2 separate regions of the Homo sapiens genome follow, and region 1 is linked to region 2. Evidence: chromatin loops called from intact Hi-C (ENCODE). Cell type or tissue: CD14-positive monocyte. All regions are shown on one strand. Each heading gives the region's core, and the rest is flanking DNA. Links, peaks and the distances in the headings are about the cores only. Region 1 overlaps SLC22A4 (solute carrier family 22 member 4). Region 2 overlaps PDLIM4 (PDZ and LIM domain 4).

What was found. Hi-C counts contacts between places; a loop is a spot of excess contacts. Peaks named below come from ENCODE experiments on the same cell type or tissue, not always from the same donor. Only the 100,000 strongest peaks of a DNase experiment are listed, where the experiment ranks them.
Region 1: a loop joins it to region 2, with 2.9 times the contacts of the local background. A loop is called at or near these places in 4 of 110 quality-filtered maps.

Annotation. Positions count from the first base shown.
Region 1 is chr5:132,315,141-132,330,792 of GRCh38, reverse strand. SLC22A4 (solute carrier family 22 member 4) reads right to left here. Exons shown (of 10, transcript NM_003059.3): 4 at 8,438-8,609; 5 at 3,390-3,516. All of the region lies in intron 7 of MIR3936HG (MIR3936 host gene), which reads left to right. Among named protein-coding and RNA genes, the nearest start is that of SLC22A4, 29 kb to the right of the region's middle. RefSeq lists enhancers at 7,899-8,417, 8,418-8,936, 9,093-9,593. In CD14-positive monocyte, for the core only: no CTCF peak of the experiment used is centred there; no DNase peak of the experiment used is centred there; H3K27ac peaks cover 1,206 bases.
Region 2 is chr5:132,265,708-132,278,983 of GRCh38, reverse strand. PDLIM4 (PDZ and LIM domain 4) reads right to left here. Exons shown (of 7, transcript NM_003687.4): 3 at 12,439-12,520; 4 at 7,891-8,069; 5 at 7,518-7,681; 6 at 7,076-7,193; 7 at 5,530-6,959. The coding sequence ends at 6,755. It overlaps LOC124901063 (a long non-coding RNA gene), which reads left to right and starts at 1,234. Exons shown (of 2, transcript XR_007058934.1): 1 at 1,234-1,277; 2 at 1,496-1,587. RefSeq lists enhancers at 5,867-6,366, 6,367-6,868, 7,816-8,704, 9,878-9,987, 10,078-10,157 and 4 more and silencers at 1,474-1,768, 5,983-6,072. In CD14-positive monocyte, for the core only: CTCF peaks have their summits at 5,915 and 6,119; a DNase peak (open chromatin) is centred at 6,043; H3K4me3 peaks cover 1,231 bases.

The sequences.
Region 1 (15,652 bases), core at 4,502-12,501, 50 kb before region 2:
CTTACTGCTATCAATGGGTTTATACTCTTTTACTTTTATTTATATTTATTTTCTTGTTTGTTTTTTGAGAGGGAGTTTCACTCTTGTTGCCCAGGCTGGAGTACAGTGGCGCGATCTCAGCTCACTGCAACCTCCGCCTCCCAGGTTCAAGCAATTCCCCTGCCTCAGCCTCCTGAGTAGCTGGGATTACAGGCACCTGCCACCACACCTGGCTAATTTTTGTATTTTTAGTAGAGATGGGGTTTCGCCATATTGGCCAGGCTGGTCTCAAACTCCTGACTTCAGGTGATCCATCCACCTCAGCTTCCCAAAGTGCTGGGATTACAGGTGTGAGCCACTGCGCCCGGCCTATTCTTTTGCTTTTAATTTGCTGATATTAACTTGCTATGAGTTATGAATCAAGGTAACCAAGCTGATTAGAATTGAAACTAACATAAAAGTTATTAGGCTCTGAGGTGGGGAATCTCTCAGGGATGAAGTACCAGGACTTTGTGACTTTGTGGCCCTACAGTGCATGCGCAGTAAGAGACTGATGGAGGAGTTTTTATTATGAAGAAGTGGGAGTGCCAGGCCTGCCTTCACAGCAGGTCCTCTCCAAATGTGAGTGTCCTTTTTTCTAGGAATGATCAGACACTTACACAGCTCACAGCCACATTGCCTTTTCTCTCTTGCACTATTTGGATTGTAGAGCCCCAGAACATGCCCCCAGCAGAATAACCCTGGTATTATAACAAAGCAAAGCCACTGCATAAACTAGTGGGAACCAGACATCTTCTTGGAGGGTTCCAGGGTGGTGCACACAGACAGGACCTGTGGACCAGTCCTGTGCTAATACTTGGTGGTTCCACGGGGCCCTTCTTAAATGCAGGTTGCCAGGTTCCTCCCTGGGCTTGCCTACTTCGACTCTTTTAAACAGAGGCCTGAGAATCTGTATTCTTAAAGCACTTGGGTGATTGTGATGAGCAGCCAGGATTGGAAACCTCAGAACAAGAATATGCTTGTATCCAGTGGTTGTCCCTGGCCTGGGTGGAGCCACCAAAATGTCTTTGGATCAGGTACCAGAAGCAGGTTGAAGGTGCTTCTTCTGAAGCCAAGGATGCTTGAGATTGCTTTCTAAGACAATACTCTACTCTATATCTTTTCCTATCCAAGTTAATGCTACTGCCTGTAACATGAAGTGAAAAATCACAGTTGTTAAGAGCATGTACTTTGGTGCCTGGGAGAACTAGGTCACAAATCCCAGTTTAACATCTGTGTGATCCTGGGCAAGTTACTTAACTTCGCTGTGCCTTAGTTTCTTTTTTTGAAAAAAAAAAAAAGCATGAGCAATGAGCAGAACACAGTGCCTGGCATTTGGTAGGCTCTTCAATATCATTCTAAATAGGGTGCATTTGCTGGCACAGGGCTCTGCAGATCCTCCTAAAGAGGATCCTACGGGAGGTGAGCAGGGGAGATGACCAGGCCTCAGGAAAGCGCAAGCCCCCTTTCCCTTAATGGGTTTGTCCAGTTCAGGCTAGATGTGCATCATGGCAGGAAGAAAGAAGGCACTGTCAGGCTGAGAATGATGGCTCACATCTGTAATCCTAGCATTATGGGAGGCTGAGGTAGGAGGATTGCTTGAGCCCAGGAGTTTGAGACCAGCCTGGGCAACATAGTGAAACCCTGTCTCTACAAAAAAAAATACAAAATGTTAGCTGGGTTTGGTGGCAAGTGCCTGTAGTCCCAGCTTGGGAGGTTGAGGTGGGAGGATTGCTTGAGCCCAGAAGGTCGAGGTCGAGGCTACATTGAGCTGTAATTGTACCACTGCACTCTAGCCTGAGCAAAACAGTGAGACTCAAAATTTTTTTAAAGTGTGTGTGTGTATATATATATATATATATATATATATACACATACACACATATATATACACATTTATATATGCGTGTGTGTGTGTGTGTGTGTGTGTGTGTGTATATATATATATATAAAGGCACTGCCAGAACCATGTGTTTTAACACTGAACTATATTCTTATTTGTCCATAACTATATATCTCATATCTATTTTATGATTGCTGTCATCCACATAGGTAGATCCCTACAACTAGACTCTAAGTTTCACAGATAGGAATCAGGCCACCTAGCTGATAAATACCGATAAACACCCCAGCACAGCCCTGAAGGGCAGAAGTGTTAGACACTCCCAATGTTGTTGTTGTTGTTGTTGTTGTTGTTTTATCCATTTAAATTGACTGAGACTTGAAATGGACTTCTTGATTTGAAGGGCAAAGGATTAAGGGATGTTTTGTCCTGGCAGCCCTCTGAGAGCTTGAGTTCATGGCCAGTCTAAGCCTCTAGCCATAGCCAGAGTATCTGCTTCTGGAAAAGGTCCTGAAGGCCAGGGACTGGGGAAGCCGTGGGGGTGAGCAGTGGCATGCCCACCGTCCTCTACAGAGTTCTGCTTTCTGTACTACATGCTTTGGTGCAGGGCATGTATAATGTTACTGAAGCCACCACAGTCTTTTTTAGGTGTCCTGAGCAGACTCCTACCTATCTCCTAGACAGGAATGCCCTGCCCCATCCTCTCCACTCATTTAAGTGAGTCCTGCTGTCCTCCCTGGCTTGGACCTGCCTCCAGCCATGGGCCACCCTGCTATCTTTCTCTGTATTGCTGGCACACAGTGTCTCTACTTGGATACTTACCATTTCCTCCCTTATGCCATTCTTTATCTTTTTATCTAATCCTCTTGCCAATCTTAGTTACATTCTATGTTCCTTTAGAATTTGGGCTGTGTCTTTTCTTATTTCCTCTAGGAGCCAGCACAGGGCATGGCACACTGCATATCCTCACGAACTGTCAGGAGGTGTGGCTGCTTCCACAGAATATCAGCTTTTCCTTGTGGCCACCAGCTTTCAAGGGTGAATCCTCAAGCCTGTGCTTTCAGGCCTTAAGGTTCTAGACATGACACAGAGTGAGACTAAAGACATGCATAGCTTCCTCAGCAGTCTGTGGTAAGATTCAGGGTACAGTGGAGAACCCAGGGTGGACTAGCCCTGAAACATATTTTTCCACTTAATCTGGACATTTAAAAATCATCAGTACATAGCTGTGTCAGTGGTTTGGAGCAATGCCAATAGAAAGTTGATGATAAACTTGCAAAATAAAGCAAACTAATATTTAATGAACGCTTGCTATTTGCTAAGCAGTTTACATATATTATTGCATTTAATTCTTATAAACAGCCCTTTAAGGTGGATTTTATCTTAGAATTTAATCATGATTGTGTTCCTAAGGCCTAGTGCAATGCCTGGTACATAGTGGGCACTTAACAAATATTGAATTAAGTTAAATTCCATAAAATCAAGAATGCATAGCTGATCTCAAGAGGAAACATCTGCAAATGCTTACCTCCACAGAATCAAATATCACTGCTGGTACAGCTATGTTGTTCATTTTTGCAGCTTTTTGGATGATATCTTCAGCCTCTCTAAATCTTCTCTGGGATATCAGCCATCGGGGAGATTCAGGAATGAACCTATAATTTATTTTTAATATTTAATAATTTTTCACAACAGCAGGGCTGGATACTATTAAATCTGAGTTTCCCCCAAATAGTTTTAATTTTGTAAAATTCTAGTTTGTCTTTTTAAAGGGAGTCCACATAAGATTTCTATTGGAGCATAGGAATAAATAAAACCACCTTCAAGTTTCAAACTTCTGATCAAATTATAAGACCGATCATCAGTTGTGCTTGAGACCAGGACCAGACCATAAGGGGTGACATTAACTATGGGCATGTTTGAGCCAGGGCTCTGGAGAAGTTCATCCAAAACTTATAGGTAGTGTGGCTCATAAAAGAAACATAGCTACTAGACTATAAGTTCCCCTAGAGAAGAGACTGTCTTTGCAGTGGGTCCATCCTAAGGAGAATTGCTGGTGTCCCAGCTGGTGATGTTCACAGTTTATTGGGAAAAGGATGGCCAGGGCACCTGTGTTCTTGATCGTTTCCTTTAGTCAAAAGAGAAAGTGAGGGCACTGACACCCGCCTGTGTGGGGCCCCCATGGCTTTCAACAGATTCCCAGATCAGCGAGTGCCCAAACCAGCTTTTGGGAGATGAGCCCCAATGTTGTCTTTTTGTTAATGTCTAAAAAAGCTTATTGTTTTAAATTACATAGTCTATTCCCATTTATAGCTGATGCTCAAACACAGTTGCAAATAATAGGGCTTCTATTCTTTCTAAATTTTTATTTCTCAAAATCTTTTAGCCATTCTCCTGTCAGCTCTCATTTTCCTTACCTATTGTCAGTACAGATGGTCCCTAACTTATGATGGTTCGACTTATGATTTTTCTACTATAGGAGAAAAATGATATGCATTGAGTAGAAACCTTACTTTGAGTGCTCATACATACAGCCATTCTGTTGTTCACTTTCAGTACAGTATTTAATAAATTACATGAAATATTCAACACTTAATTATAAAATAGGTTTTGTGTTAGAAAATTTTGCCCAATTGTAGGCTAATGTAAGTGTTCTGAGCATGTTTAAGGTAGGTCAGGCTGAGCTATGATATTTGGTAGGGATGCAGGGCAGGCAAGCTCCAGAGTGGGGTTTGGCCCATGAGGGTTCTTGGCTTTGCCCAGGAAAGAATTCAAGGGCAAACTGGAGGTGGAAGAAAACAGCTTTATTGAAGAGGCAATGTTACAGCTCCGTGACTGCTCCTGCAGAGCAGGGCTGCCCCACAGGCAGAGAGTAGCAGCTCAGGACAGTTTTGCACTCATATTTATAACTACTTTTAATTACATGTAGATGAAAGGTCAGTTTATGCAGAAATTTCTAGGGAAAGGGTAGTAATTTTTGGGTCATTGGGTCATTGCCATGGAAAGGGGCAATAAAGCCTGAGTGTTGTCATGGCAACAGTAAACTGACATGGCACACGGGTGGGCGTGTCTTATGGAAAGCGTCTTCTGCCCTGGCTGTGTTTTAGCTGGTCCTCAATTTGGTCCAGTGTCCAAGCCCTGCCTCTGGAGTCGTGTCTGGCCTCCTACCTCAGTAGGTTAGGTGTATTGACCTAGAATATTCTCAATTTACAATGGGCTTATTGGGATGTAACCCCATTATAAGTCAAAGAGCATCTGTACTTACTTAGCCTAGACAACAAATTATAAGTAGCAGACACAGAGTCCTGTGTAGTTAATTGGCCCCAAACCCACACTAGGAATTAGCTCAGAGCAAAACAAATGACCAACCAGCAGGTCCCCTCTCCAGCTTAATAGCACATGAGTTGAAAAATGAGCCTAGTTTGCATTTTTCAGAATATGCCTTTAGTGGGTCCCTATAGGAACTACAATAATGTTAGGTCACTGACTCTCAGTAATTAGAACTGTGCTGTCCGATAGAAACTTCTGAAATGTTCTGTATCTGTACTAAGACAGCACCCACTAACCACATGTAGCTATTGAGCTAGTGTGATTGAAGAAATGAAAATTCAATTTTATTTACTTTTAATTAATTTTAACTTAAATAGCTGCATGTGGCTGGTGGCTACTATATTAGTGCAGAATTAGAGATCTTACTACACAGCCACGATATACCTCATGGATGGGGCCAGTATCTTTCTCCAACCAGATTATGCTTAGAAATATCCTACCTTTTTTTCTACAGACCACTGGCCTCAGATTCTTAATGTTTAATCAGCTAGAAATTGCATAGCTTTCCTCACATTGCATCTATGGCCTGCTTCCCTACCCCATCCCCACCGCCTATACACATACTCCATTCACACCTGTGGCCACTTACTGCCAAGCCTTTTAAAGGAAACTTGGGACATAAAAAGTCCCCCAAACCACCAGCAGTGCCTCTATGTAGGTTTACCTCCCATTTCTAGCCCACTGTACTCAGGGCCACTGGTATCTCTAGTTTTGAATTGCTTTGATTTTTTTTTGGTGCACATAATCTCAAATCTAGCTGATCATTTCAAAAGTCAATGGAGTGCCAAATGAGGTAGCACACTATAATCTCTCTGTAGATTGAATTCAGACTAAACAGCAGTGAGGTGTTGCTGGAGAGCTTGTCTCATACTGAGCAGGCGGCAGGGTCCATGTCAGCTCTAAGCATCCCTCCATACCCCAACCACTAGACTGATGAGCATCCCTTTGGGAAGACCCACCTGCAAGGATGGGATGTTCAGAAGAAAGCTATTTTCTTTTATAGGAAAATGGTAAGACCACTGGTAAATGTTCAGGGGGAGCACTCAGCTTGTCAGTGCTGGTCCCAGGCTGGCCTCTGTCTGGGGCAAGTCCTGTCCCTGGTACAGTATGCCCACAGCCAGGAGCATTCATGGACCAGCTCCTGGGGAATAGAAGAAAAAGCTCTCCTTAGGGCACAGTGAGCAGGCTCCCTGTGGGATGGACCTTCTCTGCTGGAAACTCTGGAGGCTGACTCTGGAGGGCTAATGGATCAGAGCTGTTCGTTCCTCGCTGTGACATATGGTCCCGAGGCAAAGATCCCATCCCTACTAATCTCTGTACAGCCCATCAGAGGCTTTATATTGTTATTCTCTCTCTCTCTTTCTCTCTGATAGAATCATACCTTAATCAGATTGATTATAACTTTTTTTTTGAGACAGCATCTCATTCTATCTGGGCTGGAGTGCAGTGGCATGATCATATAGCGCACTGTAATCTTGAACTCCCAGGCTCAAGGGACCCTCCCACCTCTGCCTCCTAAGTAGCTGGGACTACAGGCGCTCACCACTGCACCCAGCTAATTTTTTATTTTTAGTACAGACAGGGTTTTGCCATGTTGCCCAGGCTGGTTTTGAACTGCTGGGCTAAAGTGATCCTCCCACCTTGGCCTCCCAAAGTGCTGGGATTACAGGTGTGAATCACCATACCTGGCTAATTATAACATTTTGAAAGTACTGGTCTCTTAGGTCAAAATGACAACTAGAGCCAGAGAACATAGTTTATTAAAACCATTCAGCTGAAGAGGCAGAAAAGAACCTTTGAATAATCTTGTCATGTGTCTTGAGAGAACCTTAGTCACTAACATCTTTTCCAATAAATTCAGCTAGCAAGGGAGTTGTGGAGAGAAGGACAGATGATGATGATGATAATTACTCTCATTCAGAAAATTGCTCTGCTCTTGTAAGTCTGGGATGCTTTCCTTGGAGGCACAGCTATGTAGATAATGGCCAGCCCTTATTCACTGCTCCTCAGGCCGGGTTTCCCGGTCCTCAGACAGGGTTCCAGAGGAATGTTGCAAATCAGAATAATACATAACCTTTAACAAACTGTCAACTCCCCCTGCACACTTCATGCCAATAATTTACACTAGTAAATCACAGCACTCTTACAGGTCATGAGAATACAGGGGCTTAGAGTGAGCCCACCTGACCTGCGCTATCTCGTCAGACAGGTGGCCTGCCTGTCAACCTCTATGACTGCCTAACAGCTGCAGTAAGATAAAGGCCTAGACAGCTTCCCAGTCAGGAGGTATCCAAAGGACAGGGCAACCATGAGGTCTAGTCTAAATTGTGAGTTCCAAAAAATGGTCAAAGAAGCTTGTGTTATGTGTAAGCAGGTAGAAGTTATGCAGTTCGGTGAAACCAGTCAGTGCTGGAAGATTTGACTTTGATATAATGAAATCAAACAAAGAAGAATTAATGAGAGAGAAAGAGAATGAGAGAGAGACAGAACCAGACCCACCAATGGAAGGAATCTCCTTTTCTCTTGCTTAAATATGAAAAAGCAAAGGAACAGGAAATCTCCAAAAAGAGGGTATGTCTGACACCTTGTTCTATGATTTTTAATTTATTCTTTCACCTGAAATCCCCCAGATAGTCATATTGGGCAAGACTGAGGCCAGAATCTTCAAACTTTGTTATTCCTATAACTGTTGTGTTAAAACTGAGTTGGGAGGTTGTGGGAGGAGAGAAGAGGACATTTCTCTAACAATTTATTAAATAAAAAGTAATTTTCTCACTCTTCGAGACATAGCAGATAAATAGGCACACTATCATAGTGCTAATAAATAGGCTTCCCTTTCATAGATGCTAATCGTTATATGATAGGGAAGCTTGAAGAATTACATTAGTTGGATAGAGTGAGATTTTTCTAGAGAGAGAAAAGTGATGAAAGAGCAGGGGGCAGAGTTAAAAACAACAAAATCCAACACCACCAGCTCCACAAATAACAAGTAGCAACAGACAGGAGTGGCTGGTATCAAGGAAGAGATTGGAATCCTGAGAATGTGCTTTTTAGGACAATGGAGACTCAAACTCCAGCACACAGGCCCACCCACAATGAGGCAAAAACTCTCCCGGCTTGGAAGCTGGCCTCCGCGAGTTCCGTGGAGGTCATGCAAGCCCAGGCTAGGTCAGCATCAGGCTCCAGGTGTGTTCCAGGTGTGCTGACCCGCAGCAGAGGGCCTGTCTGGGGACGAGTCACACTCACCACCACAGCGGGACACACAGCACTCCCGGCACCGTCAGCGCCAGCAGCAGCATCCGCCAGTCTCTGATGAAGTAAGCAAACAGTGGCAGCAGCATATAGCCAACTGCAAAAAATGTGCACACTCCTAATGTAGAGAATATAATACGAACTGACTTGCCAAGAATTTCTGTTCCTGTTCAAAACAAGGGAGGAGTATTAGCATATTAACTCACTTTAATATTTGCTTTTTATATCATTATGTGGCAGTTAGAGTTCAAACTATCACCACTTAGAAAAGGGGAAAGGCATTTGCCTCATGGCCCAGAGCAGGCATGGTCAGGGTAGAGGAAGGTGGGACGTGATCCAAGACTTGGCAACTTATAGAAGGTTGAATTTCTATGAGATTTTAATGGAGCCATAGATTTATTTATTTATTTTTAATTAATTTATTATTATTATTATTATTTTTGAGACAAAGTCTCCCTCTGTTGCCCGGGCTGCAGTGCAGTGGCGTGATCTCAGCTCATTGCAACCTCTGCCTCCCAAGCTCAAGTGACCTTCCCACTTCAGCCTTCCGAACAGCTGGAACTACAGGCGTGCACCACCACGCCTGGCTAATTTTTGTATTTTTAGTAGAGACAGAGTTTCGCCATGTTGGCCAGGCTGGTCTTGAACTCCTGACCTCAAGTGATCTACCTGCCTTGGCCTCCCAAAATGTTGGGATTACAGTCATGAGCCACCGCGCCTGGCCAACTTATTTTAAGGCCATTCCATGTCATAAAAATATCATGCCCAGCCCCAAGAGCTAATCCCTTCTGAGAATGCCACATTTCCAAAATAAGAGCCCCAACATGAGAAGCAGAGAGAGCATTTCAGGAGACAAGCAGTGGCTCTTCTGAGGGGCCATGTGGGGTCAAGGTGTGTGTAGCCTTTCCAACAGTTCTGAACTGTAAATAAACAGACATTGGCCCATCAGGAAGCAGTGGAGAGTTCATCATTTCCAAGACCTCAGGGCACACTTACCCATGCCTGAGCCCTGAGAAATCAGTTGGAGTGAGCTGGCTCTGGAGGTACACAGACAGGCCTTCCTGCAGCATGCTGTGCCCAGAGATCAGCCCAGGCAGACACAGTCCACAGTCCATTTGGACCAAGGAAAGAAAAGCAGGCGCTGTTCTGCTGCCCCTGCAGGCAGCAGCCCTAGACCTGTCCACACACCCATTGAACTCACAGTGCTTTCCCTGAACAGCAGAAAGGCCCATGACTGCTTGGTGCGGGCACTGCTTTTTGGGAAAGGACATGCAGGCGACTATTGGCCTCTGCTCTGCTCAGTGCCACAGTGAGCAGAGATGGCACCAGATGGGAGTCCAAGAACAAAGCTCCTTCTCTTGTCACGGAGCTCTGGGCCCTTTCCACAGAGTCTGCCCTTGGTTCACTACACCTGGGGCGGAGATGTGACCAATGGCAATGGCTCTGCCTTTTGTTGGGGATCTGCCCATGCTATAGAGAAGTGGCCTGGAAGATACAAAACAGATAATTCAAAGGTCATTCATGCTTGCCTTTTAAGAGAGATTTTCTCAGTCATGTTTATATGCCCTAGGCACAGGCTAAGGGATTAAGAGCTAATTCCAGAGAAGCAGCAAAATTACTATGTTGGCTGGTTTCTCATTTTACCACCTATCTGTTCCCATCCCACCCCACTCATTCCCCTTCACTGTTCATAACTGAGAGATCTGCCTCAGTGGGTCCCTCTCAAGAGGCCATTTAAAAACCTGGACTGATAGAAACAGCCAGTACTTTGTGCCTCCTGCATCCCATGTTGGAGACAATTGCCCTAACCACCCAGAGCATTGCTCAGCCTATAAACCCATTTCCAAGGATAGGGCCTGACTTCTTTGAGGATCATGAGTATGATTTCCAGGTCTTTTCTGACCTCATTAATGACCTTCCTGCTATGCACTGGTTTCTAAACCCCTTGGCCGTGATTGTGATGTGGAAATAAATAGAAGGTGCTTTATTCTTAAGCAGAGATTCAGTGGCAGAGGGTTTGATTTTGGAAAAGAGAAAGGGCGCAGGATCAAGTGAGAATCTTGTAGAATTGTGAGGCCAGAGGAGCTTTCTCCTACCTTCATGACCTTGTTAAGAAAAGAGAAGTTATACTACTGGGTTCCTGGATAATCTCCCTCTCTAAGCATGGGTCTCAGACCAGAACAGTTATATAACTTTGCAGAGTGCATGTTGGGGACAGAGACTTTGTAGGTCTCTCTCTTTGCCTTCCTGTGGACAGCATGGATGGTACAAATTGAAATAATTCCTTTTTAGTCCTACTTTCTGCTCTCTTTTAGGCAGTCACCCTTCCTTAAACAGGATCACCATCTTCACAGCTAGCATTTTTTTGAGTAGGTACTTTGAGACAGGTTCCAGGCTAAGTGTTTACATATATTATCTCTTTGACCCTTCACACCAGTTATATAAAAACTAATATTCCAGGCCAGGCACGGTGGCTTATGCCTGTAATCCCAGCACTAGGGAAGCCAAGGCAGGCAGATCACCTGAGGTCAGGAGTTTGAGACCAGCCTGACCAATATGATGAAACCTGTCTCTACTAAGAATACAAAAATTAGCCAGGCATGGTGGCAGGCACCTGTAATCCCACCTATTCGGGAGGCTGAGACAGGATAATCGCTTGAACCCAGGAGGCAGAGGTTGCAGTGAGCCGAGATCATGCCACTGCACTCCAGACTGGGCAACAAGAGCGAAACTCCATCTCAAACAAAAACAAAAACTAAAACAAAAGCTAATATTCCTCCTACTTTACACATAATTAGCTGAGACTTCAGAGTTAAAGCCAATTGCTTAAATTCATGCACATAATAAGTGGTGCACCAGGATTTAAGCCTTATTTGCTCTATGGATACTGGTCTACCTTCCAAGAAAAAAATTACTGGGGGCATGACTTGGCCTTATAAAGCAGTTCTTCAACTGAGAGTCCAGTAGAGACATGAGGGGAGATGGGTAAGGCCATATCCTGCTGTCATTTTTACAGTTTTTCTTTTTTTTCTTTTTTTTTTTTTTTTTGAGACAGACTTGTGCTCTGTTGCCTAGGCCAGAGTGCAGTGGTGCAATCTCAGCTTACTGTAACCTCTTCCTCCTGGGTTCAAGCGATTTTCCTGCCTCAGCCTCCCAAGTAGCTAGGACTACAGGCGCTTGCCACCATGCCCGGCTAATTTTTGTATTTTTAGTAGAGACGGGGTTTTGCCATGTTGGCCAGGCTGGTCTTGAACTCCTGACCTCAGGTGATCCACCCACCTTATCCCCCTTTCAGAAGTGGATTTACATTTTCCCTTCCTTGGCTTGTCACTGGAAGCCAGCCAGACCCCTCTGAGTAATGCTAGGAGAGAACCCTGATTACACAGATCTTTTATGGCCTGCAGCTGCCATGAGCTTTCCATGTGGCAGTGAAACAGATGACACAGCAGTGACTCCTGCTGTGCTGACGGGGGATCCCTGTCCTGGCCCCCTATGCTCTATCTGCCTCTTCTGCCTGCTTTGCTTCTAGGGCAAAGCCTGGTTGGTCTTGGTCTGGCTGGGCTTCTGAGTTTCTCCTGGGAGTGAAACTTTGACATCTAAGCCAAAGGGACATGACCTGGCTAGGATGAGGGCCAGCATAGCCCTAGGAGTATTGCCCACCACCTGTCACACCCCTCTGAATCTGAGCACTCTCTCCAAGAGGGAGTGACTCAGAGAGGGCCAGGCTGCCTTCCATGTAGAGCAGTACCTGCCCCAGGAACCGCTGGGCCCATTCCACACAGAGGCAGGACATGCACCTTCATAAATGACCAACATAGGCTCTCAGTAGACCCCAGCTCAAGAAACAAGACTGTAGTGCAGCTGCCAGGATATGAGGCGAGACCCAGGAACCATGGGCTAGGAGTGTCCTCCATCTGGCACGGGGAGAACCTGGGTTCCTTGATGCTGAGTTGCTACTAGAGTGACTGTGATAAGCCGTCTTTCATGGAGATATTATTATGAAGACTGAGATCATGTATGCAAAGTGCCTAGGAGGGTGTCTGGCATGTGGCAGGTGCTCAGTAATAGTTATTCTTTATCCTGATCAAGCAGTTGAAATGTGCTACATGTCAGGGGAGTGATGGAAAGTACAATGCTTTTGATCCAAAAAGGCCCAGTGGAAGACAGAACTCCTCTTCAGGGCTTAACAGATGTTCCCCTGCTCAGGGCTTCCCCTCTGTCTGCACCAATCACTCCAGTCAAAAGTAACATTTCCTATCTCTGTGTATACCCAGCAATATGTGCCCCACTCCCTTGACCCATGTCCCCATGTCCACAGTGACAGCTGCATTGGCTGCAGAGGCACAACCAGGCAGTGAGCTCCTTGTGAATAGACAGGAGTAAGTTCTTGCTCTTCCCTGGGTCTCCCCAGTTCTTCCCTCTTACGGTGCAATGCAAATAAGGTATGCCAGCAAATTTCTGCATCATGTTTACGTATTTATATGCCAGCTCATCCCTTGGAGATTTTGAGGCAACTTCAAATTTAAATACAATAAAATAATGGTAACATTAAAGTAAGATATAAAGAAAAGTAAAAAGTTGTGCCTTGGTGAAAAGATCAAAAATACGCAGCTGACTATTTTGAAAACAGTTTGGCAGTTCCTCAAAAGGTTAAATATAGAATCACCATAGGACCCAGCAGAGGTCCTACCTTATACCCAAGAGAATTAAAAACATATATCCACAAAAATACTTATTCTCCAATGTTCATAGCATTATTCATAACAGCCCCAAAGTAGAAACACCCAGGTGTTCAATGACTGATGAATGGATGACCGAAATGTGTTGTCTTCATCCAGTGGAATACTAATTCATGTTACAACATGGATCAACCTTGAAAACAAGTGGAGTCAGTCACAAAGGCCACATAATATATGATTCTGTTTATATCAAATGTGCGGAATAGGGAAATCCATTAAAGGCAGAAAGTAAATTAGTGGTTGCCAGGGGCGAGGGGAAGAGGGAAATGACTGCTAATTCGTATAGGGTTTCTTTTCAGGGTGATGAGGAGTTAGATAGTGTTGATGGCTGTACAACTTTGTGAATATGCTAAACACCACTGAATTATACACTTTAAAAGTGTGAATATCATGGTATGCAAATCTGTCATGGACTGAATGTTTGTGTCCCTCTATTATTCATACATTGATCCCCTGACCTGATAGGGTATAGGATTAGTGTTCTTACAAGAAGAGACACCAGAGAGTGAGCTCTCTATGGCTCACTCTCTCTTTCTTGCTTTCCCTCTTTCTGAGCACTTGCGCAGAGGAAAGACCATGTGAGGACTTAGGGAGAAGGCAGCCATCTGCAACCCAATGGGAGAACCCTCACCAGACACCAACCCTGCTGGCACTTTGATCTTGGACTTCTACCCTCCACAACTGTGGAAAATAAATTTTGGTTGTTTAAACCACCCAGCCTATAGGATTTTGTTACGGCATCCTAAACAGGCGAAGACAAAATTATATTTCAACTGTTCAATTTAAAAACAGTAAAAAATATATATATATGTGGCTGGTAAAAGCTGCATCATTGATGTAGTTAAATTTCAAATTTGCCTGAGCTTCCTGGTAGCCAGAGTTGTAAAGGAAGATGCCATCACTTACACACCTATCAAAAGGAGGAACCTCTAGACATCAGAGGAAGCAAAGCTTTAAATGGTTCAGCATGCCCAAAGAAATGTCACATGGAGGTTGATGTTAGAAGTACTGAAAAATACTGAATTAATGAATCAGTCAAGAGTTTTTTCTGTGTTATTAAATACAGAAACACTTTTTGTGTTTAAGCAGCTAGTTATGGGGGATAAGAGAGGATACTGATGGCATTCTACCCAGAAGGCTATTGACAGGTGGAGGGCATTATTTCTGGGCAACAGTAGGAGATTGTGAGGGGAGCTGGAACGTGGGTAGGGTTAGTGTCCTTGGTCCCGAGTGGTCATTTCCTCCTAAACCAGCATCATTCCGGCAACACCATCACTTCCAGGCATGTCTGCTTTATGCTGTGTAGGGTAGCACTGTTCTTTCTTTCTCTTTTCTAGTCTGCTACGACTGTGGCAGCCTTGATCATTTTTTAAAAGCAGCACAAAACAAGGACTCATTTCTGCACTACTTTGACAGTGGGAGTAATTTGGCTTCCCAAGTTAATGTGAAATTATCATGCAGAGCTTTGCCAACCCTTCCTTAGGGCCAGAGGGTGGAAGCGAAGGCACCTACCAAACTCCTCAGCCCAGACCACACCCTTTGGTTTATTTTAGTCAAATACAACCTGGAATTCAGCTATTTTATCCCAGAAACACCAGAGAGCACTGCTGCACTGTAGGGAAGCTAGCAGCCACCTTGCCTTTGTACTGTGTCCCCCAACCCCAGGTGCTGACTGGGGCGTCCAGCCATTCCAGAGCAGGCTGGTTTTCAGGGACACTTAAACTTTCAGACCTGAGAACCCAACACAACGAGTCTCATACCAGGATACAAAAGCCAGTAATTTCCTGCAGAGCACAATGGAGTAAAACTACCATGAAGAGGCTCCCAGAGCACCCTATAACAGGCCTGGCCCCAGGCTGATAGCAAGCCCTGAGAGGCCTGGATCCCAGCTGATAGCGAGGCTGCTGCACCCAGGGTCTTACCTACTGACTGGCTGGCTTGACTGATCTTCCATGGCCTTACTTTCCCCTTGGCCCTCTTACCCTTCTTCACCCTGCATGTGGGACCACATGCTGCATGGGAACTGGGAGGAGAGTAGATGATAGTGTCAGAGCCGGCGGGGGAGGGCAGCCCTTTCCTGTAGGAAGCCTGGGGTATGCTCTCCCTGCCTCACCCGCTCACACAGGGGAGGCTTGGAGGCTCCAGAATCACCCTGTGCCACTAAAAAGGCAGATCTCAGTGCTGCCCATTCTATAGAACCGGGGATGCCACCACCTGGCACAAGTCCCACCTTGTTCCCATTCCCACGGAGAGAGCTTCTCTGGCTTCACCGTGACTCTCTACCCTTCTGTTCCAGATGGTCCTTCAGGTCCTCCTGGGATATGGGCCTGCTGGTCAGAGTCCTCCGTTTTGGGGAGGCCTGTTTGGCTTTTGGTATGTGTCTGGCCCAAGCAGAGCCACATGTTGGGTTTTTCAGGCTTAGGGAGGATCGTCACATGGAAGATGGATTCTGGGGACTTTGAACATGAAG
Region 2 (13,276 bases), core at 2,859-10,858:
GTTAGAAAGACAGATTATTCTGTGAGAAAATGATAAACCAGGAAGTTACATGAAAAGCAAGTCAGGGGTCGGCCTGGGGTGCAAGACAAGAAGTTGGGTAAGAATGAGTTGTCCAGGATAGCACTGGAGTGCACGTAGCTGGACAGGGGCACCCAGAGGTGGAGGGGAGGTGGGGCACTCCCCAGGTGGGGCAGAGGGACTCAGGGCCCACAGCCCAGGCTTCTGGGCATCATGGTGTTGTGCAAGTCACAACACTGCTCCCACCCATCCAACTCAGCAGTTCAAGGGCTGTGAGCCCAGGGCCAAGCTAGCACACCCCCTAGAGGGGCTGAGTCCTTGGCCATGAAGGGAGGGCTGGCTTGAAGCTGCATCTGGGCTCCGCCTACCTTCACCCCTTTCTTTGGTTCTCTAGGAGGAAAGTATCAAATAACAAAGCTTGTCACTCAGAGAACCAGAAAGGACTCCATTTGTGTTTCAACCTCCTTGGAGGGTCAAGGAAGCCTGCAAGAGTCTTGAGGAGAGTTTGATGGGGCTGAACTTACAGATAAGCACAATGAGAGTTACAGAGGCACAAGTTGTCCACAGAGGCCAGCAGGGGCTGTGTACCTCATGTGGCCCTGTGAGCTGGGATTTGGAATTTAGACTCTGTCCTAAGAGCAGTGAGGAGCCATGGAAACTATAATAGGCAAGATTGACAGGGAATTGCACTTGAAAAACCTCCTTTAGCTGTTATGTAGAGAAAGGATTGAGGGAGGGGCCAGGCAGGAGACAGGGAGACAAGGCAGAGGCCCTTACACTGTTCAGCATGAGACAGTGGCGTCTGGACTGGGGAGAGTGGGCTAGTTTGGAATTAGTTAGGGATGAACGCAGTCATGCTTGCTAACTGGTTTTACTGCGTCTACCTTTGCCCCTTAGGGCCTATTCTCCATACAGCAGACAATGTGATCCTAGTTAAAACATAATTCCAGGTCATGCCGCTCCTCTGGCTTTTCATCTCAGAGTAAAAGTCAAAGTCCTTACCATGGCTGTAGGAGAACAGCCTGTTGCGTGGCAAGAATGATGCTTTTTTTTTTTTTTAACAGGGTCTCACTCTGTTGCCTAGGCTCGAGTGCAGTGGCAAGATCATAGCTCACTGCAGCCTCGAACTCCTGGGCTCAAGGGGTCCTCCCACCTCAGCCTTCTGAGTAGTTTGGACTATAGGTGCATGCCGCCACAGCTGGCTATTTTTTTTTTCATTTTTATTTTTTCTAGAGAGGGGGTCTCGCTATGTTGCCCAGGTTAGTCTCAAACTCCTGGCCTTGAAAGATCCTCCCGCCTTGGCCTCCCAAAGTGCTGGGATTACAGGTGTGGGCCACTGTTCCAGGCCACTTGATCCAAAACCACCGTAATGACCAATGTTTGACCCCTAGATGCCAAGATATTCATCAGCAAGATCTTTAAACAATGCCTGTAGAATAGAAAACTCTTCATAAAGATGCTTATTTAACCTCTCCAGTGGTCACGAGTCTTGGCAAGAAAGTCTGAAGACGGGACCAGCTGCACATGTTTTACCCTAAGAGCTTGCTATATAAAGGATACTTTCTGGAAGGCTGGTTGGTGTGAGGATTCAGTCTTGCAGCCACTCGAGACATCACTTCTGTTCGTAAGTCCCTCTTATATATTTCTCTCTGAGAAAATGGATTTGTCAACCTCTTTCTTTGGCTTCTCAGCTCTCTCGGCCTTTGGGTTTGCATAGTCCTGCTATCCATGGAACAATGGCTCACAAGGGCCAACACAGCCTTGTCTCCCTCACATCTCTCTGACGACCTCATCTACTACTTCCAGCCACCTCACTTATACTACTTCAGTCACTGCTTGCCTAGGGCCTTAGGATTTCCTGTGCCCTCTGCCTGGAATGTAATCCCCCCAGATACCTGCACAGATGATATCTTACCACCTCAGTTCTCTGCCCAAATGTTACCTTATCTGTGAGGCCTTTCCAGATTCCATATATGAAGAGAATCCCTTATGCTCTACTGTAATGCCTTCTTTATTTCCTTGATAGCACTGCTTATAGCCTGTAGTTATTTTACATGTTCGTTCAAAATGTTTTCCTAGGGTGCAACACAATGCCTGGCATATAGAAGGTTCTTAATAGGTATTTTTGTTTTTTGAGACAGAGTCTTGCTCTGTCACCCACGCTGGAGTGCAGTGGCGTGATCTTGGCTCACTGCAACCTCCACGTCCTGGGTTCAAGCAAGTCTCCTGCCTCAGCCTCCTGAGCAGCTGGGACTACAGGTGATTGCCACCACACCGGGATAATTTTTGTATTTTTAGCAGAGACGGGGTTTTGCCATGTTGGCCAGACTGGTCTTGAACTCCTGGCCTCAAGTGATCCCCCCCACCTTGGCCTCCCAAAGTGCTGGGATTACAGGCGTGAGCCACTGTGCATGACCTTTTAATAAATATTTAGTTGACTGAGTGAGTTGAGGTTGAGGATGCAGGAGGGAGCAGGTGCCCTCCAGGACAGCAGTCCCCAACCTTTTCGGCACCAGGGACTGGTTTTGTGAAAGACAACTTTTCCATGGATGGAGGGCAGGGATGGTTTCAGGATGATTCAAACACATTACACTTATTGTGCACTTTATTCCTATTATTATTACATTGTAATATATAATGAAATAATTACATGACTCACCATAATGTATGGTGAAGGAAGCCCTGAGCTTGTTTTCCTGCAACTAGATGGTCCCATCTGGGGGTGATGGGAGACAGTGACAGATCATCAGACGTTAGATTCTCATAAGGAATGTACAGCCTAGATCACTTGCTTGCACAGCTCACAATAGGGTTCATACTCCTGGAATCCTAGAATCCTAGAATCCCTACTCCTAGAATCCTAGAATTAGAGAATCTAATGCCACTGTTGATCTGACAGGAGATGGAGCTCAGGTGGTAATGCAAGCAATAGTGAGCGGCTGTAAATACAGATGAAGCTTCACTCGCTTGCAAGCCACTCACCTCCTGCTGTGCAACCCAATTTCTAGCAGGCCATGGTCTATGGCCTGGGGATTGAAGACCCCTGCTCCAAGACTTACCTCCCACTGAGAACTCAGGCAGGATGCTTGGAGGTGAGGTGAAAGGTAGTGGGAGGAAGGGAAGCCCAGTGTATGTGTGAGTGGGTGTGTGTGCTTGTGTGCCTGAGTGAGGGTGGGTGCTTCTCCAGGACCCCTGTACCTCCCAGTTCCTGGCCTGGGTGGAGGCTGGGCAGGACAGAGGTAAATCTGAGCCAGGGTCTGACCAAGGAGATAACAGGTTGTGCCAGAGGCACCAGGCAAAACTGGAAGGGATGGGATGGAGGGCATGTGGATGGAAACTATTAACTCTCCCTGGGGATGGCAGGGCCGAGGCTTTGCTCTAGGGGAGGGGGCAGTAGAGTTGGGCCTTGAAGAGTGAGTAGGAGTTTGCTGAGCCATGACAAAAGAAGAAAGGCATTTTGAGCTTCAGAGGTCTGAGGGCTATGAAAAGGTGGACTAGCTCAGAGGATGCTGGACTGGACTGTCTGCTGTAGCAGAGGAGGTGAGACAAAGTAGTCAGCAGCCCGAGGTCAGAGAGGCTTTAAATGCTAGTGGGAGGACCAGGGACTCCATCCTGAGGGCCCCGAGGTCAGAGAGGCTTTAAAACGCTAGGCAGAGGACCAGGAACTCCATCCTGAGGGCCCTGAGGTCAGGGAGACTTTAAATGTTAGGAGGAGGACCAGGGACTCCATCCTGAGGGCCCTGGAAGAGTTGAAGCAAAGGAATGAGAGATTCCTTCAGCTGCCCTGAAATGGGTCTAAAAATGCTTGGGAGGCAAAATCCTAGACACAGTGCTGGGTAGGATGTTATGGCTGGCATGAGGGTGTAGAGGATGATATCCATGTCTTTGGTCTGAAAGCCCCTGAGGTAAGGAACTGGGCCCTGGGGTTCGAGGGATGTAGCAGGTTTGGGGACAACAGTGAAAGTTGGTTCTAGCCAGGTAGGCTGGAGCCTGGAGCACTGTGAATTGGGGATCCTGGATCTGGTTCCCCCTCCTGGAGAGAGACTCTGATGTCCCCTGTCTCAGTACTGGCACCCTGGGCCATACAAACCTTGTCCTATGAGGACCCTGTCCCAAGCTTTTCATGGTCTACTACACTCAGGGCCCCTGGGCAGACGAGGTGGGCTGGGGGACTGGGTAGAGGCTGGGCCTTGAAGCTGGGGAAAGGACAAATCAGGCTGTCAGCTCTGAATGCCACTCCCCTTAGCTGCCCTCCAAGCCACCCCCAACCAGGATGCCCAGGCAGGGGCTGCTGTAGTTGCTGCAACCCTGAAGGGGTGGAGCTGTTGATCTCGGGGTAGCCTATGGTGGCAGGGAGCCTCTTGGGTGGTAGTTTCTGTTGGGGGAAGGGGTTATTGCATGTCATGGGATTAAGGTGAGTACCAGCGGCTAGTGGATCTGTGGTGGCCAGTGGGAGAGTCGAGTTTCTGCGGGTGAGTGGGAGTGAGAGGTGGGGGCCAGGGCCCATGGCTCCCGGTATTTTTCCACCCACTCCTGTGCTTAATAATGCTTCCCTGCTTTCCTGGGTGCCAGTCATCCTCTCCTCTCCCACCTATGACTGGGTGGGGCTGGGACCAAGTCAGCGGAGGCAGGGTGGGCAGGCAAGGGCAGACTCCTCCACCACCCCACCCTATTTGGGTGTGGCTGCAGGGAGCGTGTGTGCGTGCACACCTGCGCAGCGCTACGGTGGGGCGCCCTCAGGGCCTCAACGCACACAGTCTGACCCCTTGGGAAGCAAAAGGAGACAAGGGCCAGACATGATCTGGGGTCACCAGCAGGACCAGGACGCCACCTTGCCTCACTGCTCTATCAGCACCTGCCCATTGCCCTGAACTGTGCTCCTTCAGGGAAGGGAGGAGGCAAAAGGAGCCTTAAGAGGGAATCTCTAGCACAAATTTAACCATGAACAGAAGATCTATGAGAAGAAAGGAAAATAAAAACTTAAGCGAAGACAGACACAACATCTGAATAAATGCACAGGAAGTGCAGATCACAGTCCTCTCTGGAGGAAAAGACTAATGCCAGTTCTTCCCAAGTGAGTCCCTAGATTCAGGGCAACCTGGTCACAGTTCAGAGGTTTGCTTTTCCAGAGCCTGAGGCATGCAGTCTCAACTTCTGACAACTGGAAATGTAGAGGAATAGCTTTGACAGGTTTGTAAATGACCAACAAGGAGGAGAGATTGGCTATTAAACTCCAACACAGTAGTAATTATACATTAACAGGGAAATAGATCAGATGACCAGAATCCAGTAACAAAGATTCGTACAAAATTAGGAAAAGTTCCTACCAATCATTAAGAAGAAGTTAAATAAGCCTTGGAAAAAAATCATGAAGGGTTTGGGGTAACTTACACAAGAACTGCTCTTTTGAGAGTGAGGACCACTCTGTTCCCTTAGTGCTAGGCACCCAGCAAACACACCATAAATGCTCAAAAACTGAATGTTCATCACTGGTAATCAGAGAAATGCAAATTAAAACAAACGCATATGACATTTTACTTAACAGACTGGCAAAAATGAAAAAAGAAACATAATATCCTGAGCTGGCAGGAGCACAAGGAAATGGGTCTCGTGCTGATGATGAATGTGAATTGATAACAGTTTTTTTGTGATTTGCGATAGCACAAAATTGAAAACAGCACAAATGTACGTTACTCTGGGCTCGCTAAATAGGCACTAAATAAAACGAGTCAGTTTCTTCTCCCGAGCAAGTAAACTAGAGGGTAGATCCACGCGACCCGGAGTCTAGGACACATCCTCGGGAGTGAACAGCCACAATTCACAGACGATGTGTGCAGCCGGGGCATGAAAGGCCCAAGGCAAACACACCACGAGGTAAACGCCGGGACTCTGAGGAGAGGGGTGGAAGCCGGGACTTCGAGGAGGGGTGGAATTGACTTAGAGACAGGAGGGAGCCTCTTGGAGGGCAAAGCTGCCCTGGGCAAGTGTTCTTTTCTTTCTAAACCTTCCTTCTGGTCTCTGTCTGGAAATTTAAGCGCGCCCCCTGGTGGGGGAGAGAGGAAGGGGAAGAAAAGGGGGTCTCGGAGGAGAATAAAGTGCTCGTGGGTGGAAGAAACCTGGAACAGAAAATGCCAGAAAAACCTGGAACAGAAGTGCAGACGGCCCGCGGCGGCCCCGGTGATCTCCACACTCAATCACCCTCTCCAGGGGAGCGATCGCTCCTGAGGCTGCCAGCACCCCACCACCACCCCCAACCCGCTAGTGCCGATGACGGCCACAGAGGCCTTTCTCGCCCCCAGCTCACCTTTGCACACACAGTTCCCCCGTGCAGAGTTTGTGCCTCCCTCATCTCTTAGTTCTCAGCTAAGACTTTCCCTGACCCCACCCAGGTCATACCTCCTGTCGTCGCGCCGCACGCAGCATCCCAGACCTCACCTTCGTATTACTAGAGCTGGCCCGTTGTGATTCAGGTCTGCCTTCCACCCAGGCTGTGGCCCCCTTCAGGGCAGCATGGTACCCGTCCTGCTCACTACTGCACCCAGAGCCTAGGACATGCCTGGCACCTAAGCAGATACTACTGTACTCGGGAGCCATGCATGGCCTGCGCAGGAGGGTGGCAGGCCAGGTGACAGGTTCAAGGTGGAGCAGAGGAGCTTTATTAGAGGGACAGGGTGAAACATATTTACACCGGCCGAGCAGGGACCTTAAGAAGCAGGCGTGGGAGCAGGGTCCCAGCTCAGACGAGTTCCACCTTGGCATTGGGGTACACCGCCACCACGTCGTAGCCCTCGGGCGGCTTCACGCGCGCCTTGGCGTGGCTCTCACAGTAGAGCCGCTCGTCCAGAAAGAAGTAACCACGCTGCTTGAGGTTCAGGCCGCAGTCACTGCACATGAAGCACTCGGGATGGTAGAGCTTGTCCCGTGCCTTGACGATGGTGCCCCTGATGGGGGGAACGAGACAGGACAGCGTCGAGTGACTGATGGGTTCACGACTGCGCCCGCATCCAGGGCCCTGGAAGGCTAGGGTCCGGGAGGGGCAGCGGGGGCGGTTACTCACACGATGCCGTGGCCGCAGCGCGTGCACTCGGGCAGCCCCTGCAGGCCGCTCAGCGGAGCGCCCAGCTTGCTGGCCGTGGGCTTGAGGTTCCGGGGGCCGCCAGGCCCGGGCCAATCCCCTGAAACCCGGAGCGTAGGTGGCATGAACGGGGTGAGGAGGTCAGAACTCCATTTCTGCGGGGTGTTTGGTTGGGCGCCAGACGGGCCATCGGCACCCGAGACTGGGGAACGGGTTTGGCGGGCGTGGGGTGAGGGGCAGCGACAGGGGGTGGAGAGGGAATCGGGAAGCCAGGGCGTAGCAAGGTTGTAGCAAGGGCGTGGGACCGGGCCGCAGAGACCGAAGAGGGCAGGTGACTGCGAGGCGGGACGTGGGGTCGCTAGGGGGCAACCTGGGCACTGCAGGGAGTGGGAAGGCAGATGGGGACAGGTGGCAGGCGTCTTACCGCCCTCGCCGGCCTCTAGCATGCCCTGCAAGTAGCGGAAGGAGCCTGACTGCTTGGGCTCCGCGGCCACGGGCTCGGCTGGCTCCCGCAGCATCCTGTACACCTCGGAGCCCAGGTCGACTCTGCAGTCCCGGCTCCGCGGGAGGCCTCTGGCTGGGTCAGCGCTGGGAGGGAGAAAGAAATAGAGGAGGAAGGGATGCAGTTCCAGCCTTCACCCTGTGGACTTGGGGTCTGGTAAGGCTTATGAGTCAGAATGCAACCAGCTAAGACCCAAGGATCAAGTGTCAGGGGTCAGAGTGGGACTGGGTGAGATTTGAGGGATCAAGGGTTAAGATGGGTTCTGGGCATGGCACCGAAGGCATCTCTGTGCTACCTGGGGGGTGGAGACACATGCAGGGTGCTCATCTGGGCTGGCAGGGTGGCCTCGCTGCTGCCATTGTGAGGGACTGGAAAGCGAGGGGGTTGTCCATATGGAGATCCCAGGCTTGGTCTGCCATCTTCTGGCCCAGTCCCGGTGCCTGAGGGCCGCCTGCTGGTTGTTGGGCTGCCGTCCTATTAGAGAGAGGCCTAAGGCACTGGGAGACCCTCTGGCCTCCAGCCATTCCTTGTTCACCCCACCCCCACCCTGCTGTGCTGTGCCAGGTGGTGGATGTCAGTTGGCTTCCTCTGCTTCGGCATCTCTGGCCTGTGGTGCTCAGCCAGGGAAGGGATTTCTGGGGAAGGGCTGGGCCTGGGGACTGGTTATGCCCCTGCAGAAATGAGAAACGTCCTTGGAAAGTCAGACACAAAAACCTGGGCAGCTGAGACTCAGCCTGGGCTTGTGAGCCCTGCAGTGGTTCTGCCCACCACCACTCAGGAAGGGACAGTACTGGGGCAGGCCTATCCCAAGAAGCCTAAGGTCTGTGTGGCTACAGCAGAGTATGTGGCCTCCTGGCAGAGGTGGCCCTGGTGCCAAGCCTTCTCACCTTCCTGAACTGTGGTGGGTACTGGGTAGGCCCATGGCTGGGAACTCAAAAAACGTAACTCCTGTCCTACAGTCAGAAAGGGTCCTTGACTGTCATGTGTCCAAGGCCCTTTGGGCAGGCTGAGGCTCAAGAGTGCCATTGTGAGGTCAGCCCCTTCTGGGCCTACACCTGTCCCCCATTTCCTGCTTTCCAGGCCACAATGAGTAGCCTTCTGCAGGCACAGCAGATGAGGGGCAGAGACCAGGCTAGGGCTCAAGGCTCTCTGCCCCACTACCCCACAGCCAGCCTGGTGCCCATGGCTGAAACATTTTGGGTGGGAGTGTCCTGAACCTGCCCCCTCAGCCATGAGGAGAGGGCAGTATCTCTGTGTGTGGGGGTCTGAGTGGGGACTGGGGATCTTTGTCCCTGCAGAGTCCAGAGCTGTGCAGTTCCCAGCTTGCAAGTGCACACAAGCACCCCACAGCAATGTAAACAGGGGCATGCACACTCTCACAATTATGCTTTAAAGACACACACACACACATAAGGACAACACATATGCACCTACCAATCTCCCTACATACAACTAACTACATGCGCATGGTTACAGAGACTTGGAGCCAGCACTGGTCACCCTGGGAATGGCCATAGTGGCCTCCATAGCTGAGACTGGGCTAGTAGCCAGAGCAGCCTGATTTTAGGATGATGTCTGAGGCCAGGCCATGGGGTAGGTCTTAGCCTCAGCCTGGGAGTGACGTGTAAACCTCCTCTGCTCTACAGTGTGGTCAGAGAGCCCAGTGTGGACAGGAAAGGATGCCTATCGTAGTGGGAAGAACCCTGGTTTGGACTTAGGAAGCTCTGAGGCATAGTTGAGCCTGTGGGGTTCTGCCCTGAGTACCCCCTGCTTTTTGTAGGGTGGGAACCTGGGGAACAGGCAGACCAGCAGTTGGGTGGGCCCCCCTCCATTTCCCCCACCCCAACAGACAAACAGGAGGGTCTTGCTGCCCAGGTGGCCCCCATCAATGCAGCAGCAACAGGAAAACCCCTATCCACATCAGGCCCAACAAAAGCCCCTGAGAAACGTGAGCGCTCTCACACGTGTGTCTGTCGGGCAAGCATGCAGGCAGGGCTGACCTCTAATGGGGACCAGATGGGCTGTGGCCAGTGGGGGTGGGGCTCAGCCTCCGGGCAGAGGCTTTGGTGGGAGGGAGGAGTTGGAGGGACTGGGACTGGGAGGAAGGAGGCCCTCACTCACCCCTACCCAGCAGGGTGCAGGGGTCCACTGCAGGGCCATCAGAGCCACTGCCCCTCCCACGGTCACCCATGCAGCTGCCTCTCTAGGCCTGAACTCTGTGGCTAGGACACACATGGCTACCTCAGTTTTAGTTTGAGTCCCAGGGTTATCCCCTAACTGGGCAAGTCTCTTCACCTCTCTGAACCTGTTTCTTTATCTATGAGCTGGGGAATGTGATGCTTTCCACATCAGGTTCCTTGTGGAGATGAAATAAGACAATTGCATAGTGCCTGGCATAAAGCACATACTTGTTGGATGAATGGCTGTCAGGGGAATTCCTGGGCCCCCAGTCCTGTATTTTCCCCCTCTGTGGGTGGTACACCTCGTACCATATGCTCCTCTGCTCTGAGAACCAGCCTGCTGCCCACTTGGTTGTTGAAGCCTCAGTGGATTTTTCAGCAGGATGGGGGTAACTACCTGCTTTGGGACACTCAACTTGGATGGAGGCAGGCGCTGAGTCCAGATGAGCAGGTGCCATCTCCTAGAGGCTCAGTTCTAGCTCTCTGCTGGTCTGGGGAGGACAGGCTGAGTGTGCAAGGACTGCCTGCTCCACCTGACTTGCTTCTCCCCATCACCTGGTTCTGAGCATAATTGCCACTCCTTCCAGAAAACCCTACTAACCCAGAAGGATAGTAATAAGTTACTATCCTTCCTCCACCCTGGGCTAGGCCAAGTGCCTCCTGTGTTCCCACAAGAGGCCTGAGAGAAGGAGGTTCTCCTATCGCCCCACAGGGAAGGTGGGCCTGAAGTTCCAGCTGGCCCTGTCCCATCCCACTCGGGGATGTGTGCCAGGGCACCTTGTGCTGGTCCTAGGGCCAACTGTGGTTTCCTCCTCCTCGATGGCTCCAGCTAGCTCCACCCCCTCCCCAACACCCCCACTCAGGCAGAGGGTGGGAGCAGCATGGGGACAATGGGCCCTGTGTCTGTGTTAGCAAGGACTCAGCCCTGCAGGGGTGGGGTGGGGGTGTTTTTGTCACCACCCATGGAGCCCATGACCTTTTAAGTACAAAAGTGGGGCAGCAGCTGAGGGGCTGCCCTGGTGCTTGTGGAAACTCCCTCCTTCTCCAGTCTGAGCCACTGGCAGCCTGGTCTTCAAGGGAGTCAATGAGAACAAGTGTGGGGGCAGGGGGAGCTGCTCTACAGTCGCCAGCCTCCCAGGCCCACCGGCCCTGAGCCTCTCCTGGAAGACTGAACCCCCTCCCCACCACGTCATCCTGGCACTGCTACCTCTGAGGGAGGCTGGGCCTCATGCATGAGCTTGAGGCCCACACCCTGCTGCTCCCCTCTGCCTGGCCTGTGGCAAACCTGGCTCATTTGTCTATGGCAACATGTACCCCTACCCCTAAGGTCTGGGGTCCATGGGGCCATCAGAGCAAGTTTCTGAGACACAGATGTGGCCATGAATCCCTGTAAGAACAGCTGAGGTCCAGGATAGAGAAGCCCAAGAGCCTTTCTGTGGCCCTGCTCCACCACCTCATCTCTCACCTCTGTCCTCTCACTCCTTCCATCTTGTCCTCCCTTCCCCTGGACCTTTCTTTTCTCTGAACTTGTGGTGCAAGACCTCACCTCTGGGCCACACTTCCTCTCCCTATACCCCTTTGCCTGCCTTACCATTCCTAGCCCTTCAGGTCTTGGCTTCAATACCCCTTCCTCCAGGAAGCACTCCTTGACTCCTTGTCTGAGTCATGTGACTACTCTGGGCTCCTTTGGCCCCTGGCTTCCCCTAGCCCAGAACTTCTAAGTGCCTTTCCCCTGCCAGAATGGGCACTGCCTGGAAGGTGGTAAGCATCTGGCTCCAGGGATGCCAGCCAGGCAGGGTAGGGAATAGAGCAAGATGGGATTGGGGTAGATAGTGAGGGAGAAGCTGGGGCACATCCTTCCCTCTGGTTCAGTGAAGCCTCTCCCTGCCTTGGCCCCTTTTCTTTCATGTTGAGAGGGTGGACAAAGGCAGGCCCAGGAGGCAATGGTCCCACATGCTGGGTCCCATGGTTCTGGCTCCATCACAGACCATCCCAGTCTCCTTGCCCAAACTCTGTGGCCCAGAGATGGCTCTGGATACCTCAGTCATCCCCACTTGGCTACTCCTTATGCCATGGCAAAACAAGGCCCTAGAATAGCCTGACCCCCTCACTCTTCTTGAGGACAGGACCAGAGATATGACTTCTATCACACACAGAAAGGTGACTGGGCAGACAGGCCTGCAGCCTAAGTTCTGCTAGAAGCACCACAGGATGGCCAGGAGAGAACTTCAGGCTTGGATAGGGCACTCAGAGGAGTGTCCCATAGCCTGAGGTCACTCCACAGCCTGAGACTGCCACCAATCTCCCCCGCTGCAAGCACAGTGACTTCTTTCTGGTCTGGCATCACTGAGCACCAGAGTGAACTCCAGCTGGCTGTGTGATAGCCGCAAACCAAGGCCTAGCCCAGATCCTGGACATCATAGGCACCTTGGTCCAGAATCCAGGATTGCCCGGAGTAGAGACAGAGCCCACACCAGGTGCTCATCATCTGAGGAACATGGGATGGGGTATGGATGTGGTCCAGAGAAAACTTCTGCTTCAGTCTCTGTCTTGGGTATCTGAGAGCCCCAGTGAGGACATTCAGTGCAGGTGAACCTGCATGCTGGCCCCTCTGCCCTGGGCTCACTCTGAGCCAGGCCAGGCCAGGCAGTGTCTGTACATACCTGGATCTCAGGATCGATGTGGATCCTGTGTGCCTGAGCCTTGCTGTCATCAGGGGCACTGGGCCAGCTCCTACCCTCAGGCCTGTGGCAGAAATTGTGATGGTCAGATATGTCTCCTACCACGCCCACCATGCCTGGGAGCCAGGATCAAGAGGGGCTGGGCTCTGGGCTGTGCCCTGCAGGTAGAAGAACACCACTCCAGTGCTTTCCCCTGTACCACAATGGTGACTGTTGTGGCAATGAGCCACAACTCTAGCTGCCATCCTCCTGGGGTAGGGCTATATGCTTCTGTCCCCATCGGCTGCCCAATCCCTCTCTAGTCTGGTTCCTGGAGAGGCTGCAGGAGAAGCCCTGTGTCTTCCCTAATCTTCCACCCTCTTCGTGGCCTACAGAAGCTCAGCTCAAAGAGGCCCAGCTTATAGCACTGCAAGCCAGGCCTCACACATTGACCAGCTAGAAGCCTATCCACGCATCCTCTGGGCATCTACAGCCTCTGGTGGGGTGTGGGGTCAGGCGTCCGTCGGCTCTGGGGTAGGTGGAATGGAGGCTCTGAGGGGTGTGTCTTTCCTCCTGCTGCTGCTGCCGGCAGAGTCATCACTGAGTCTGCCCAGCCCAGATGGGAAACAGGCCATTAGGAAATTCCTGCTTCGCCATAGAAACCAAAAGCCAAACACCACTCAGGAGGGAGAAAAACATCATAAACCTGCCATAAGCAGGGCAGGCAGGCCGAGAGGCTACGTGCCTAAGGCCCAGCCCTGTCACTCAGTAGCCCTGTGAGAAGGCAGGCCAGGAAGGGGCATGGACCCTGGACTGGCAGGTGGGTATGAGGTGAGGCTGG